Linked DNA regions of Homo sapiens: regions 2 and 3 are each linked to region 1. The links are chromatin contacts, found by Hi-C or POLR2A ChIA-PET in ENCODE. All regions are on one chromosome and are shown on one strand. The core of a region is the stretch at or near the end of the contact, and the rest is flanking DNA. Distances in the headings are between cores, read along the strand shown.

Region 1 (4,543 bases), core at 1,447-3,946:
TTACCTGAGGCCAGGAGTTCGAGACCAGCCTGGCCAATATAGCAAAACCCCATCTCTACTGAAAATACAAAAAATTAGCCGGCCGTGGTAGAGTGTGCCTGTAGTCCCAGCTACTCAGGAAGCTGAGGCAGGAAAATCGCTGAACCTGGGAGGCAGAGGTTGCAGTGAGCTGAGATCGTGCTACTGCACTCCAGCCTGGGCAACAGGGCAAGACTGTCTTAAAAAAAAAAAAAAAAAAAGAAAGAAGGCCAGATGTGGTGGCTCACGCCTTTAATCCCAGCACTTTGGGAGGCCGAGGCGGGTGGATCATGAGGTCAGGAGTTTGAGACCAGCCTGGCCAAGATGGTGAAATCCTGTCTCTACTAAAAACACAAAAATTAGCTGGGCGCGGTGGTGGACGCCTGTAATTTCAGCTACTCAGGAGGCTGAGGCAGGAGAATTGCTTGAACCCGGGATGTGGTGGTTGCAGTGAGCTGAGATCACGCCACTGCATTGTAGCCTGGGCAACAGAGCAAGACTCTGTCTCAAAAAAAAAAAAAAGAATAGACTATTATAAAAATGATTCTTTTTTATATGCTTACAGAAGACATAAAAAGAGAAACATAATGGGCTCTAGTATTCCAATCCAATTTCTCTTATTATTATGGAGTGTAACATTTAATATCAATATTTCTAATTTTCTGAGCATCTACTTATAATTGAGCACTGATGTACTATGAAAATTATAATAAATAAATTATAATTGAGCATCTATAATTTATTGAGTATATGCTAAGGACTGTGCTAATGATGTTACAACATTTAGCGATTAAACAATGCAAATTTAATTGTGTTATATCCCGACTTAAAACCTTTTAAATGATTCCTCATTGCTGTCCCAATGAGGTCCAACTTTTAGGCAAAAAATTAATTAAATCATTTATCATGATAGAGATGACCTCTTCTAGGAAGGCTTTTCTAATTCTCTAGGTCTGGATTAGGTGATATTTCTTTTTTTTTTCTTCGAGATGGAGTCTCACTCTGTTGCCCAGGCTGGAGTGCAGTGGCGTGATCTTGGCTCACTGCAACCTCTGCCTCCCGGGTTCAAGTGATTCTCCTGCTTCAGCCTCCCGAGTAGCTAGGACTACAGGCGCGTGCCACCACGACTAGCTAATTTTTTTTTTTTTGTATTTTTAGTAGAGGCGGGGTTTCACCATGTTACCCAGGATGGTCTCGATCTCCTGACCTCATGGTCTGCCCGCCTCGGCCTCCCAAAGTGCTGGGATTACAGGCGTGAGCCACTGCACCCGGCCCTAGGTGATATTTCTAAAGGCCACCTTATATTTTAAGTAAATTGAATGGTTCCAGTTATAAAAATAAGTATTAACAACCCTATTCTAATTTCTTATTAGTTACAAAAATTTCTTGTTCAGTTTTCTGTCTTCTTCACTAGAGTACAGATTTCTTGAGGACAGGCACCTAACAGATCTACAACACAGTGATTGCTAAATAAATACTGAACCAATACATTCATATAATGAGAAGTTACATAAAAAAACAATAACCACACGGTACCATCTAATATTATTTTCAGGCTATTCTTGCCTTGCAAAACATATGTACTTTTATTCTTTTTTTTTTTTTTTTTTTTTGATAAGGGGTCTTGCTCTGTAGCCCAGGCTGGAGTGCAGTGGTGAGATCTTCGCTCACTGCAATCTCGGCCTCCCAGGTCCCAGTTCAAGCAACTCTCCTGCCTCAGCCTCCTGAGTAGTTGGGATTACAGGCACGCACCACCATGCCTAGCTAATTTTTGTAATTTTAGTAGAGACGGGGTTTCACTATGTTGGCCAGGCTGGTCTTGATCTCCTGACCTCAGGTGATCCACCCCCCCTCAGACTTCCAAAGTGCTGGGATTACAGGCCTGAGCCACGGCACCTGGCCAAAACATATGTACATTTATTCTATCATTTAGTGCTTCCAACCTAGTTCAACTATAGTCATGATTGCCATTATACAGGTGAGAAAACTGAGTAACACACTTATTCCGAGGAACCGGCAAGGAAGCTGCAGTAGTTGAACTTGAACCCAGATCTCTTAACCAGTAAGGCAGTGACTTGTCCACTACCTCCTGTGGAATTCATTAAAGGCCGACTCCCAGCATGAAATTGAATAAATGGGATGAATACAACTTCTGGTGAGAGAGTATGATAAAAAGTGCTTGCTCTGTTACCAAGCAACTGAAAGAAAGTATGTTTTTTTCATTCCTTCATTATTAATACAATTCAAAGTACATTCTGTGAATTTAAAACATAAATGATGAATAAATCAACATACTCCTGGCTTTTATGAAAATCTTTCCCTCTGCTCTTTAAACTCTCACCTACCTCCTTCCTTCTTTCTTTTCTAAGCCTCATAGAGGGCGCTCACAAAGTGCTACTTATTGATTGAGGAAGATCCACTCAAAAAACACACCTCACACTGCAACTGAGAGACGCAGCGCCACCACCTCGGGCTTCCTTCTCTTTTCCACGCAGGAGGCGGGGCCAATGTCCCTCATTCAAATAAAAAACCAGAATTTGCATGGGGAATGGCTAGTCCTTGAGCTTATTGGCTGATAGCACAGTGGGCGGGGTACATAGCACGACCCCCCGGAGCCCCGCCCATATTAATTTGCATAACGGCCCCGGCGCGTGCAAGGGAGAAGCGGGTTTGTTTTTGAATCTGCGGAGGCGGCGGCGGTGGCAGCGGCGGCGCGGCGACTGAAGCGCGCGAAAAGCTGAGGCGGCAACGTCGGGGACGGCTGCGCGGGACGGCTCTGTAGGAAGGAACTTGGTTCCCCCTCCCTCAGCTTCCGCCCCAAAAGGTATATGTGAATCCCAGGGGCTGTTAAAACCACATTTTCTTAAATTACTATTGTATTTCTGAAGAGTCAAGACCGCATTATGGCGGCTGCGGGAGTTGTGTCTGCGCCTGCGCGGTTGCGGAGCTGCGGGCGGCGCTGCATGGGAGCACGTGATCTTGCGGGGTCGGGCTCTAGCTGCAGTTGTGCAGCTGGCGGGGCGGTGGCTGCGCAAGCGCAATATTCATTTTCAAGATCTAATGTTCTTGTTGGACGCCATTTGGGTTCTAGATTTAATTTTCCTCGTTCTTGAGGGGTTTCTTTGTGTTAACCTTAAATTCTCACAATTTTCAAGAAAAACATTACTCTAATGTTGTACTCCTGGGCCGACCTCAAGCTCTTCTCTGTTTTTTCGATTTTTTGAAAAATTGTGGACTTAATTTTCTGTAAAAATGATTTTCATTTGTGGTTCTTGATTATAATTTCAGTTTTAAAGTATTACTGGATTCAGGTTTATATTTACGGTGGTAAAGATCAGCACCTAGTGGTGTTCTCACGGGAAGTGCATTTATTTGAACTGCATATTTGCAAATACATTTTTAACCCTATTTTTACCTGTTCTGTTATGGATGTGTGGAATGTTTACAAAACAGAAACAATTTTAGTTTTGGGAATATTGGGGGAACGGGAATAGTGGAAGAAATTACAGTATAATCGAAAATGAAATCTCAATCTGAGGATTATTTTGGTTTTAAATGTTTGATCCTAAGTAAATAAAGTTTTAATTTTAATCAGTTTGTATGTTTCTGGGCATTTGAATTTTACATGTTTTAAGTTTCTTAGGTGACTTGTTCATTACTGCTTCAGCTAGATTATTGTTACTTTTGAAATTAATCAACTCATTTTCTTAGCATTTTTGTTTGCTATGATATGTAAGCTATAACATTTATTTGGTAAATTTTTCTGATGAAGAATTCTAGAAAGAACATCCATTACCCTGAGGCCTCTTTGAAGAAAGTGGACCATTAATAAAAAAAATCTGTTTTTTTCTTTTAAACACTGTACTGTATGCATGTGTGTAAGATACAGTTGTGTTTGATTTTTTAATTGTAAGTGTGCTCCTGGTTTTATTAATAGTTTTTTAGGGAAGGTAATTATAAATATGCTACTGATTAGTTTAAAATGGTAGTGTCAACTATAGTTAAATCTTATGTAACACAATTGGGGGAAGTTATATAAGATTTGATATGATTCTCCCGTTGTGCAAATTCTTTCTTACTAAGCAAAGAAACTTGCAAATGTTTTCCATAGACTTCATTTGTGGTTCATATATACAACAACTGGTTTCTTGGTTGGTTATAACTCTTTAAGTTTGAATCAGTCTACTGTCAAATGAAGACGTGCCTCTTGCTTTATAATCTCGGTTAATTTAGGGAAATTTTTATTGCCTAAAACAAATACCATTAGTAAATATTACCTAGATGTAATTGAAAGTAATACTTTTGGTTGGTGGATTTTTAAATGACGTCACATATGAGATAGAATGGAGGTAGGAAAGATTCTTCTTTTTTTCTCAAGAGAATATTTGACCTGATGTAATTCTTGGATCTCTGAGGTCTTCTACACAGAAGTATATTTAGAGAGCAGTTGTGTAATTTTCTCCCTTTTATGTTTCTGGAGTGGTTACCTAGCAGCCCCTTTCTACCACATGCTATTTCAGGCATT
Region 2 (4,543 bases), core at 1,423-3,922, 1.4 Mb after region 1:
TTGTAGTGAAGCACTGAAGACCCTTAAACTTTCTTGCATATATTCAACTTAAAATGTTTGCAACTATTCCAATGCAGAATTTTTCTTACAAAAATATTTTCAATCACTAACAGCTGCAAACAATTTCATGTAGTATTAATAATTCCCAGGAGGGATTTACTATAGCCAGAATACTTTAATTAAAATTCCACTTTTTCCCCCGACATACCTCTACAGATGTCCAAAAGTTTGTACCTTATCATTAACTTATGTTGTTTTGTGATGATCCGTGTAACTACCAAGTATGTTTCACACAACTCAGGAAAGCTGAGTTGTATATAAATATTACATAAATCAGTGTTAAAATATTCATCCAATAGAACTTCAAGTATTTAAAGAGACAACTTTTAAAAACCTATCATTTCCTATTCTGGATACTATGTTTTCTTATACAAACCTTGGTTCAAGTGACCTGCTGCAGAATTAAAAGAGGTATGTAAAAGAAGGGAGTAGAGAGAAGAATAAAAAGCAGTAGGGTAAAGGGTGTGAAACAGAGTGTAAGAAAATAACTAGGATTTGGAATGTAATAAACACAAAGTAGAGAGTAGCAAGCCTATGCCATAGCATAGAAAAGAACTGGTATCTGAAAAGAATCAGTATTGATAAAACCTTGAAAGCAGGAAAAAGCTAGAAATAAAAACAAAATAAATCTTTAAGTTTGATCACAAACAAGCAAAATATTCAAAATTAGACATTAGGTTCCTGACAGGAAACAAAAGAAACATCACCCTATTAAGAGTGGGGCTACTAACAGTATAAGTTAAATTACACTTACTGGAAATTACTATATAATATTCAATGACATTGGGAAGTGAAAAAAATTACAAAGAGAATGCACCAAGTCTTGTAAACAGCGGTTATCTCAGAATAGTAGAATTAAAAGCAAATTATATTTTCCTTCTTTTTTTTCTGCTATAAAGTGAATGACTTGTGGTGCAATCTTACAAAGTCTCAATCTGTGTATTCTGCAATAAAGGCATTATATTATCACTATTGCATTTGTGATACATTCTACCTTACCCTTTATGTGACAATTCTATACTGTTTTAACTGTCAAATTGTAAGTAAAAGTGTGAATTCGTGACCAAAAATTTTCCACACCAGCAACTTAAGAACTACAGCAATATGTTTAGAAAACTGCGATCCCAAACAAAAAATCTATACTAGGTGAGACAGGATGACATTGACTTTAATTCCAATAGACTCACTACCACATGACGTCCATTACTAGTGCTCACTTTCCAGAACCCAAGGAGCTGTGGAAGAATGGAGTCCTTTCAATGAAAATAAACTAGAGGCAATACACAACACAGTTACTTTGAGGGGCTTTTTCAATATAAAGAAGATTGCCCGGAATCCTAACTCTCCTATTTCCCAAAAATGACAAAGCCAAAAAGTCACACTCTTCACACATCTGAAATCAAGTTTTACCTGAACTCATCCTAACATATTAGCTCTTTTACCTATTCCCCTTACTATCTAAGGCAAGAAACCTTGAAAAGAGAAGCAGTAACACATTTCACTGAAACATATTTTGTAAAGGAGGATTCTAATTCCTAATCCTTCACCGCTCTAGATGTCTGCGGATTTCAAATCCTAACCACGGCGTCCTGCCCCCCGCGAGATTCCAACAGTACTACGGGCCCTATGGGAGGAGGAGGATTTGAGAAACACTGCCGGAGAACGGTCGGTGCAAAGATTTTGCAAACAGGTAGTCCTAGGAAGGAAAGTAAGAGTGAGAACATCGGAGAGGGCAGGGAGTACATGGGTGGGGAAACCCCTTTCAAATGCATGAACTGACCACAACCGGAGAAAGGCCGTCTGTCTTCCCAAAAGTAAAATGGTGAGTAAAGTGGAGCAAGCTAAGAAAGTCAACAGCCATTAGGCATTGACAACGATTCCGAAACAATTAGCTATGTTAATTCGAGGGGGTAAACGGGGGTGGGACCCTGCCCTAAAGGGTCATTTTGAAAAGAACCCCTCCCCATTTGAGGCGGGTTGGCAGAGCAGCGCACAAATCCCAAGTCTAACGTAATAAGCCGAGATCGGGATACTCGGTCTGCAGTCGCCCCACGGACCAGATGAGCGCAGGTGTATCTGCGGAAGCTCAGGTTACCATGAATATCACTGGGCCACGGCGAACCCTCCCTGCCCAGCCTCCCGGAGCCCTGGGCGCGGGTCTGCACGGGCCCCACAGCTTGCCCGGACCCGGCGAGCGGACGCCTCCGGCCGCAGCGCCCTACCGCACCTGGCTGCCAACACCAGTTGAAAGCAGTCAAAGTGAAGGGAGGCGGACGCGGCTCCTGGCACCGCTCCGATTCCAGCACACAAAGGCGGATTTTTAAAATCGAGAAAGTCAAAGCCGCCGGACCCCGGGACCGGCGCCTTTCGCCAAGGGGCTCTTACCTCGGATCCGCCCTCGGGGCCACGGCTTTCCCCGGAGACGCCGCGAGCCCAGACGAGGTGGGAGGGGACCGGGAGAAAGCCCCCCAATCTGATTCGCGCCCAGCCAGTCGTCCGCGAGCCGCGGAGCCGCCTTCTGCACCCAGCTAAAGAGCAGCGATCTCCGAGGCGAGCACAGCGCCGGCCTCGCGCCGGGCGAGACCGCCTCGCTAGCTGCTGCCTGTGAAGTCTGGAGCCGCCCGCCCGCTCGCAGCCAGTGCCAACCGCGCGCCGCGCATGCCCAGTGCCCGCGCGAGGAACGAGCGAGCGGGCGGGCGGGCGAGTGCGCGCCCCGCAGCCAGGAGCGAAATCCGCTATCCGGGTCTTGCCGGCAGCCGAGCCGCAGAGTTCTGGTCGACTCCAGCGCTTGAGGCGAAGTGGCCGGTGAGGCCGGGTGGGCGGGAGAGGGACCGGAGGAAAGGAGACGGGGCGCTGCGCCAAGTTATCAAGGCCGCGATCAAAGTCGGACCAAGGCAGCGAGTCGACAGCAGGTTTCCAGAAGTGCCCTAACAGGACTGACTAGCAGCCAGGAGGCGCAGGAAGGGGCAAAGAGCGTGTGGAGAGCTTCGCCCCCGGCGAGGATGGACGCCCCGGGCGGAGGGAGCGCTCGGGTTGCAACACCCAGTCTGGCTGCACAGCTCGTAACCCCTGCCCTTTGGCGGCAAACAAGACGCATCTAATGACCAGCCAGCCTTCGTCTTCCTCCTCTGATCATCGGACCTATTTTCCCCCTTTTGTCGCTCTCCTCTTTTTTTGTCTCTCCAACCCATGCGGTAAACTGGTGGTGCCCAAGGCCCTCCATCGGGTCCCTGAGAGTCTCCCAACTGCCGGTCCTTAGCGCCAGCCTGCAAGCCCAGACCCGCCTCGCCAGGCTGCCTGTGAGCCTATTTTTCATGTAGCTCTTGCCAAAAGCCCTGATGTGGTTTGAAGTAGTGGAGGCTTCTTTCACTTTGTGCCTCTCGTACCTTAACCAACCCTCATAACCTCCTCTCTGAGTAGCTCATGGAGCCTCTAAAAGAGAAGTCCATGTTCTCATAGACATTGTGTTTTCTCACTCTTAAAACTCCTCATTGTCATAGCTACTCCCCCAATCCCCCCATGCTGTCCTAACTTCGAAGTCAGTTGACTTCCAGAAGTCCACGAAAGCCTATAAATTAAACTTGGTTAAAAGAGATTGGACTTGCTTGCTTTGTGAAGCAAATAAAAGCACAGTCAGGGAGAAACGACGTAACATGCCAAGGTGGACATTCAAACCATTCTAAAAGTTGGAATCGATATAACGGCTAAGTCCAGTCCCCTATTTTAAGTGGGAATACTCTCTCCAATATTTCCACCAGACCACTATCCACTTGAACATTTCCAATGTTGTAAATTTCTATTTTTATCATTACATATAACCATGATTATTTGTTGAATATTTACCTATGCCAGGAACTGAGCAACTTACACACATTATTCCTAGTCCTTAAAATGAGATGGGCCTTATTATACCTATTAAACACATTAGGAAAATGAAACCCAGAAGTTTCCTTCTTTTTGCCAAAGCCAATGCTGACGCCAGAATTAACAACCAGGTCTGCTTAACACTATAGCCTGTATCATTTATGAACATCAAATCAACTTCCCTGATACTACTGGTCTTGGTTCTGCCCCTAGGAACAACACAATATGAATCTCATTCTTTATAGACACTGCAAGCCTTGAAATAGTAGGGGCAACTATTAAGTAACCAACAGATCTAATACATTTCTTCAAAAATTCTCTTTTAAGTGTTTTTCAAATAGCAGTGAGCTGCCATAATCACACTATTCACCTTGCTTTGAATGTGTTTTGATTTTCATTCTCCTCTCTAAATTGTGCACTGAGAATACAATATTCAAATACAGTGGGCCAAGAACTGAGTTCCAGTTCTCCAGCTGCTGATCAGCCACCCCTTTGATGCAAGCACACACTACCTAGATTCAAACAGAACACCCAAGTCTATTTCACATCAACTAAATTAAACCGTATCTTCCACCTTTCATAGTCTATACTTCTATGTATTTAAATCTTGATTTTTGTT
Region 3 (4,543 bases), core at 793-3,292, 1.2 Mb after region 1:
GAAAGTCATGTGGGATGTGGGACATGGGACAATTTGTCTTTTGGTGTCCTCTTAATAATTCCAGGACGGCTAGCATTTCTAAGTCCTGACCACAAAAGAACAGCTAATTCCCTCTGCTGTGACTAATAAAAACATTCCTCCAAACTTTCAAACACCCTCAAGGGGGCACTAGTGCCCCAATTGAGGATCAAGGGTTGTCTCTTACCTTTCCTGCACTGAAGGCAATCTGCTCTTCCTCCCTTGTGGTCTATACTTAAATTCTACGAATGTGGAGAGCACCAACTTCCAACTTTGCATAATCTTTCTATTAAGAAAAAAGTTGCCTGTCTACCAATTCCAGCCATTATCTCTGACTCTGACCTCTGTGGGTGTAAAGGGCCGTTCAAAAACTCATTTCCAGGTAACTGTAATTACTTGAAGATTGAGCTCATATTCCCAATGTCTTCCTTTTTCCAAGCTTTACTAATACAGGAAGCTATTAAGTGTTTCTCAGGTCCTAGCAGCTTTCTCCAACTCATTTGGTTTTTCAGTCTCCCTTAAAATTTAAGTTCAGAGGTGGTCTTATCAAAGTAGCATTTAGTGGGCCTATTGGATACTTCACTGAAATTTCTATGTGACATCATGGTCGAAGGTGCCTCAGGAATATGAGTCAAAGTCATGAACTAGTACAACTGTATCTACATAGGACTGTGAGTTAAAACCATGATAGTTTCCCAAACTTATCAAAATGTTTGGAGTCTCCATGTCTCCCTGATAATAGAATGGACTATGTAAACCAGCTTGGAAAATTTATTTAAACTTTACAAGAAGGAAAGTTGAGTTTTCATGGAAATTATTTCTAGTTAATGTAACCCTTAGGATCAATAACCTTTTTCTTATTGGTATCTTAAATATCAAATGGAATATTGTTTCTATCTTATTCCTCTCTGTAGACAAGACAATCTTTTTATGATGTGCCTTTCTTATTTTCTTGAAAACATATAATGTTGGTTTTTATCCTTTAGTCAAAAGATCTGTTCTACTAATCATGTTATTGTGTATATAAGCCCTTTCCATTTTATATAACACAATGCCTGAACACCTATAACTGCTTAACAGATACTGTTGAATGAATTGAAATTGCGGACCTCAAAGTTGAACATAGTATTGCAGTTAATATTTAATCGGAACAAGTTTAACCTTTCAGAGAAGTGAAATAATATCTTGCTTTAGTAGTACCTGAATTGCAGGTTTTGTGTGTGTTTGTGTGTGTTTTTTACAGAACTTTCATTCTAGTTGTTTTATGTTTCTTCCCAGCATTCATTTTGATATATATAGAAGTCATAGTCATTCTCCTTTAAAGAAAAATACAACTTTGGCACAGATTTTTCAGAGCATGTTTGAATCAGAATGCCATTGTTAAAGCTGGGGCCGTAACTGGTTGGGCTAACCTGCAGTTCAATTTATCTATAATAGAGGCCTCTTTAGAATGCCTCTGAATGACTCCTGTGTCATGGAGGGTAGGTTCTACCTCTATAGAAAGAAACCAAACTACCAATGAGTCCAGTATCATATAAATTAATCTAATGTGTCATGTGCAAGGGTAGAGAGCCCTCAAACAGTTGCCAATAATTCTCAACATTGTATCATCAATAAACATCCATAAAAAGAAATGCACCAATAATGGTGCTTTTCCCAGGATGTTGAACCAACCATCCCATTAGGAATTTTAGGTTGCCAGCAGTTTCACGAAACTTTGGTGGTATGTGGTGACAGGTCCCTTTGACAGTCAGTCATTACTATCTTCTAGTCTTGGTGAATCAACCTGGATCCCTGGGCCAACTTTAAGAGGACATGTTAAGTCTACATAAGATAATCAGTTTCCCAACCTTAAAAAAAAGAAAAAGAAAGGAAAGAAAAAACAGGAATGAGACGTGTTGGACACATCACAAATAGCTCTCTGGTAATAGAATATCCATTCATCAATCCATTTAACTAATATATATTAAGAACCTTCTAAGTACTACTCAGATGCCAGAGTACTTGTGGTAGTCGTGATGGTAATGAACCCAGAGCGCTACTTTCACTTTCTGTTCACAAGGAGCTTATGATCTAGTGAAGGGGAAGATGGTAATAGTGCTGTACAGTGCTCTACAACAGGGAAATGTGGTGCAGAATGACTGTGTGGTCAAAGCTTTCTTTGAGGAAGCCATGGAGGCTATGGTCTGAATAACAAGAAGAACCAGCCACAAAAAGGCCAAGAAGGAGGATGCCAGACAGAGGGAACAGGCAGGCCTGAGTATAGATCTTTTAAGGCATGCAGTTGGAATATTATCTTCAGAGTAATGAAGGGCCATTTAGAGAACTTAAAATAAACAGTCCGATTTACATTTAAAACAATCCCTCTGGTTGCTTAATGAGAAAGGGATTATTGTATCAACAATGAAAGTAGGGGAACTAATTAAGGGGCTATTTGTGCCAGCTTTAAAAATTATATTCTAATTCAAAGAAGTTGCAAGAGAGTGATGGTAACTTTGACTACGGTGGTTGTAATGGAGATGAAGAGAAGTGGACAGAATTCAGGAGCTCTTTTGGAGGTTGTGTCCACAGAACTTTCTGATACGGCAGAAACACGAAGTGAGGGAAAGGGAAATTAATGACTCCCAGGCTTCACCCTTGAGCAACTAGGACAAATGGTGGCGCAATTCACTGAGATTGAGATGACTAGTAAAACTACAGGAGGAGGACATTTAGGGTGAAGTAAGAATCAAGGATTCTTCTTTGGATGTAAACAAATTTAAAATGATTATTGGATATCCCGGTGCAGATGTGAAGGCCAGGGGAGAATTCTGGGCTGGAAATATAAATTTGGAAGTGTCTGGATGAAATCACCAAGTAGTAAGTAAAGACAGGGAAGAAAAGAGAAGCCCTGGATCAACTCTAGAGGAGCCACCCCAGCAGTTAGAAATTCAGCTTAGCAGGAAGCATCAGAAAGAGAGAGTGGAAAGGAACAGCTAAGGAGGTCAGAGAAAACAAAACAAAACAAAACAAAAACAGAATTGCACACCACCATCATCAAACTTATGCTTTATCCTGACCACAGACATGTTCGGGCACGTTCGAGATAAGGAATCATATAACTTTAGTGCTAGGAGAGCTTTTGGAGATAATTCAGTGCTATGTCCTCATTTGAACAAGCTGGCGCTTAGAGAAATGTGACACGCTTTATACATTGCTAGGTCTTGGTCCAGAAACAGTCATTTCGTACTTTTTATCCATCTGCTGCTTCTATTCCTGGACTGGGGTGTGGCCTTTTTCCTTCAAACTTCATTTTTTCTATTAAAAAATTTAACAGAACAGGGAGGAGCCTCATACCCACTTTTGTGACTTTCCGTTCCTCTTTGGAATTTGGTCTTAGGGACATTGGCTTGATTTTCTTAATCTTACTCATACAAACCTTTATAGAGATTAGAAATCTTTAAAACATAATTTGGCTATGGACAAGAAAAAAATCAAAATACTTTGAAATGTTAAGTATTTGGGGGATAGTAGGCTTTTTCTCTCTGTCTCTCTCAAATATGGTTATAGATACATAGAAATCTGTAGGCTGCCAGTCAGCTAGAAAGAAGCTAATAAAATGCTTAAGGTCTTATACTTTTTTAAAAAATTATTCATCCTGTGAATCAGAGAATATTTACTTAGCATTTACTATATGCCACACACTATTCTTGGTTCTGAGCATACAGAAATGAACAAAACTGACAAAAATGTCAACCCTCATTCTAATGGAGAAAAGGAGATGATAAACATAAATATAAGAATGTTAAATGGTGATAAGTGTCATGGAGAAAAGTGAAAGAGGAAAAGAGGATAGGAAGTGCTGTGGGGGATGGGTGCAATTTTTGTGAGGAGTAGAGTAAGTGTCACTGTGAAGGTGATGTTTGAGTCAGAGCCTAAAGGAGATGAGGGAGTAAACCAAAGAGATCACTGGGATGAGATTCTGTAGGCAGAAGGAACCACAGGTGCCCAGCTATGGAAGCATAGTGTTCCTGGCAAGTTCAAGGAAAAGTCAGGCAGGCAGTGTGGCTGCAATGGAACAAACAAGGTAGAGAGCCATAGATACAGGGCAGAGAGGTAGCAAGGGAACAGACCGTGTAGGGTCATTGAAAAGACACTTTCCTGTGAGTGAGATGATTCTCCATTGCATGCTTTAAGCAGAGGCGCATAACCTAACGGGTTTCACTGGGTCACTCTGGTGATAATAGATTGTTCAGGGCAAGGATAAGAGCAGGAAGGAGCCAATTAGGTAATATGACCATACATCCCTGTTGCCTTAGACAATACCACTTTGCAACTCTTATGGATTATTTAAAAGGCAGTAATCCTCTTTAGGATTTGGGGCAAGGCTTTTCTGCCCCAAAAGTGTTCCCGTGTGGACATTTTTGATAAATTACATGGTCACCTTAAAGTTTAGAGAACACTGAGTCTGTCCAGATAAGAGATTATACTTGTTTAGGTCAGACTGGGAGCCACAGAGGCGATGAAAAGTGGTCAGATTCAAAAT

Evidence for each region. A loop is a pair of places that touch in the nucleus more often than their neighbours do. ChIA-PET counts read pairs that join two places held with the same protein, here RNA polymerase II (POLR2A). Pooled maps may share reads with other maps.
Region 2: a loop to region 1 is called in a map of CD8-positive, alpha-beta T cell, with 8 times the contacts of the local background. The contact joins the promoter of EPS8 here to the promoter of ATF7IP in region 1. A Hi-C loop is called at or near these places in 2 of 168 maps with a recorded cell type or tissue (CD8-positive, alpha-beta T cell and naive thymus-derived CD4-positive, alpha-beta T cell) and 10 of 50 pooled maps. POLR2A ChIA-PET finds 5 or more read pairs at or near these places in 1 of 52 experiments (CD4-positive, alpha-beta T cell).
Region 3: a pooled map shows a loop between it and region 1 (5-fold over the local background). The contact joins the enhancer-like site here to the promoter of ATF7IP in region 1. A Hi-C loop is called at or near these places in 1 of 168 maps with a recorded cell type or tissue (naive thymus-derived CD4-positive, alpha-beta T cell) and 7 of 50 pooled maps. POLR2A ChIA-PET finds 5 or more read pairs at or near these places in 3 of 52 experiments (CD4-positive, alpha-beta T cell, naive thymus-derived CD4-positive, alpha-beta T cell and naive thymus-derived CD8-positive, alpha-beta T cell).

The regions. Positions count from the first base shown.
Region 1 is chr12:14,362,986-14,367,528 of GRCh38, forward strand. It overlaps ATF7IP (activating transcription factor 7 interacting protein), which reads left to right and starts at 2,697. Exons shown (of 15, transcript NM_018179.5): 1 at 2,697-2,842. It overlaps LOC124902884 (a long non-coding RNA gene), which reads right to left and starts at 4,205. Exons shown (of 2, transcript XR_007063220.1): 1 at 2,364-4,205. RefSeq lists enhancers at 2,278-3,095, 2,327-2,386, 2,857-2,916, 4,273-4,412.
Region 2 is chr12:15,786,716-15,791,258 of GRCh38, forward strand. EPS8 (EGFR pathway substrate 8, signaling adaptor) reads right to left here and starts at 2,673. Exons shown (of 21, transcript NM_004447.6): 1 at 2,446-2,673. RefSeq lists silencers at 1,741-1,820, 2,151-2,270, 2,531-2,880.
Region 3 is chr12:15,532,414-15,536,956 of GRCh38, forward strand. All of the region lies in intron 12 of PTPRO (protein tyrosine phosphatase receptor type O), which reads left to right. Among named protein-coding and RNA genes, the nearest start is that of PTPRO, 210 kb to the left of the region's middle. RefSeq lists enhancers at 2,045-2,134, 2,550-3,749. Within about 2 kb of position 2,043, at least 7 of the 41 ENCODE cell types and tissues checked have a DNase peak (open chromatin) inside an H3K27ac peak, as active enhancers do.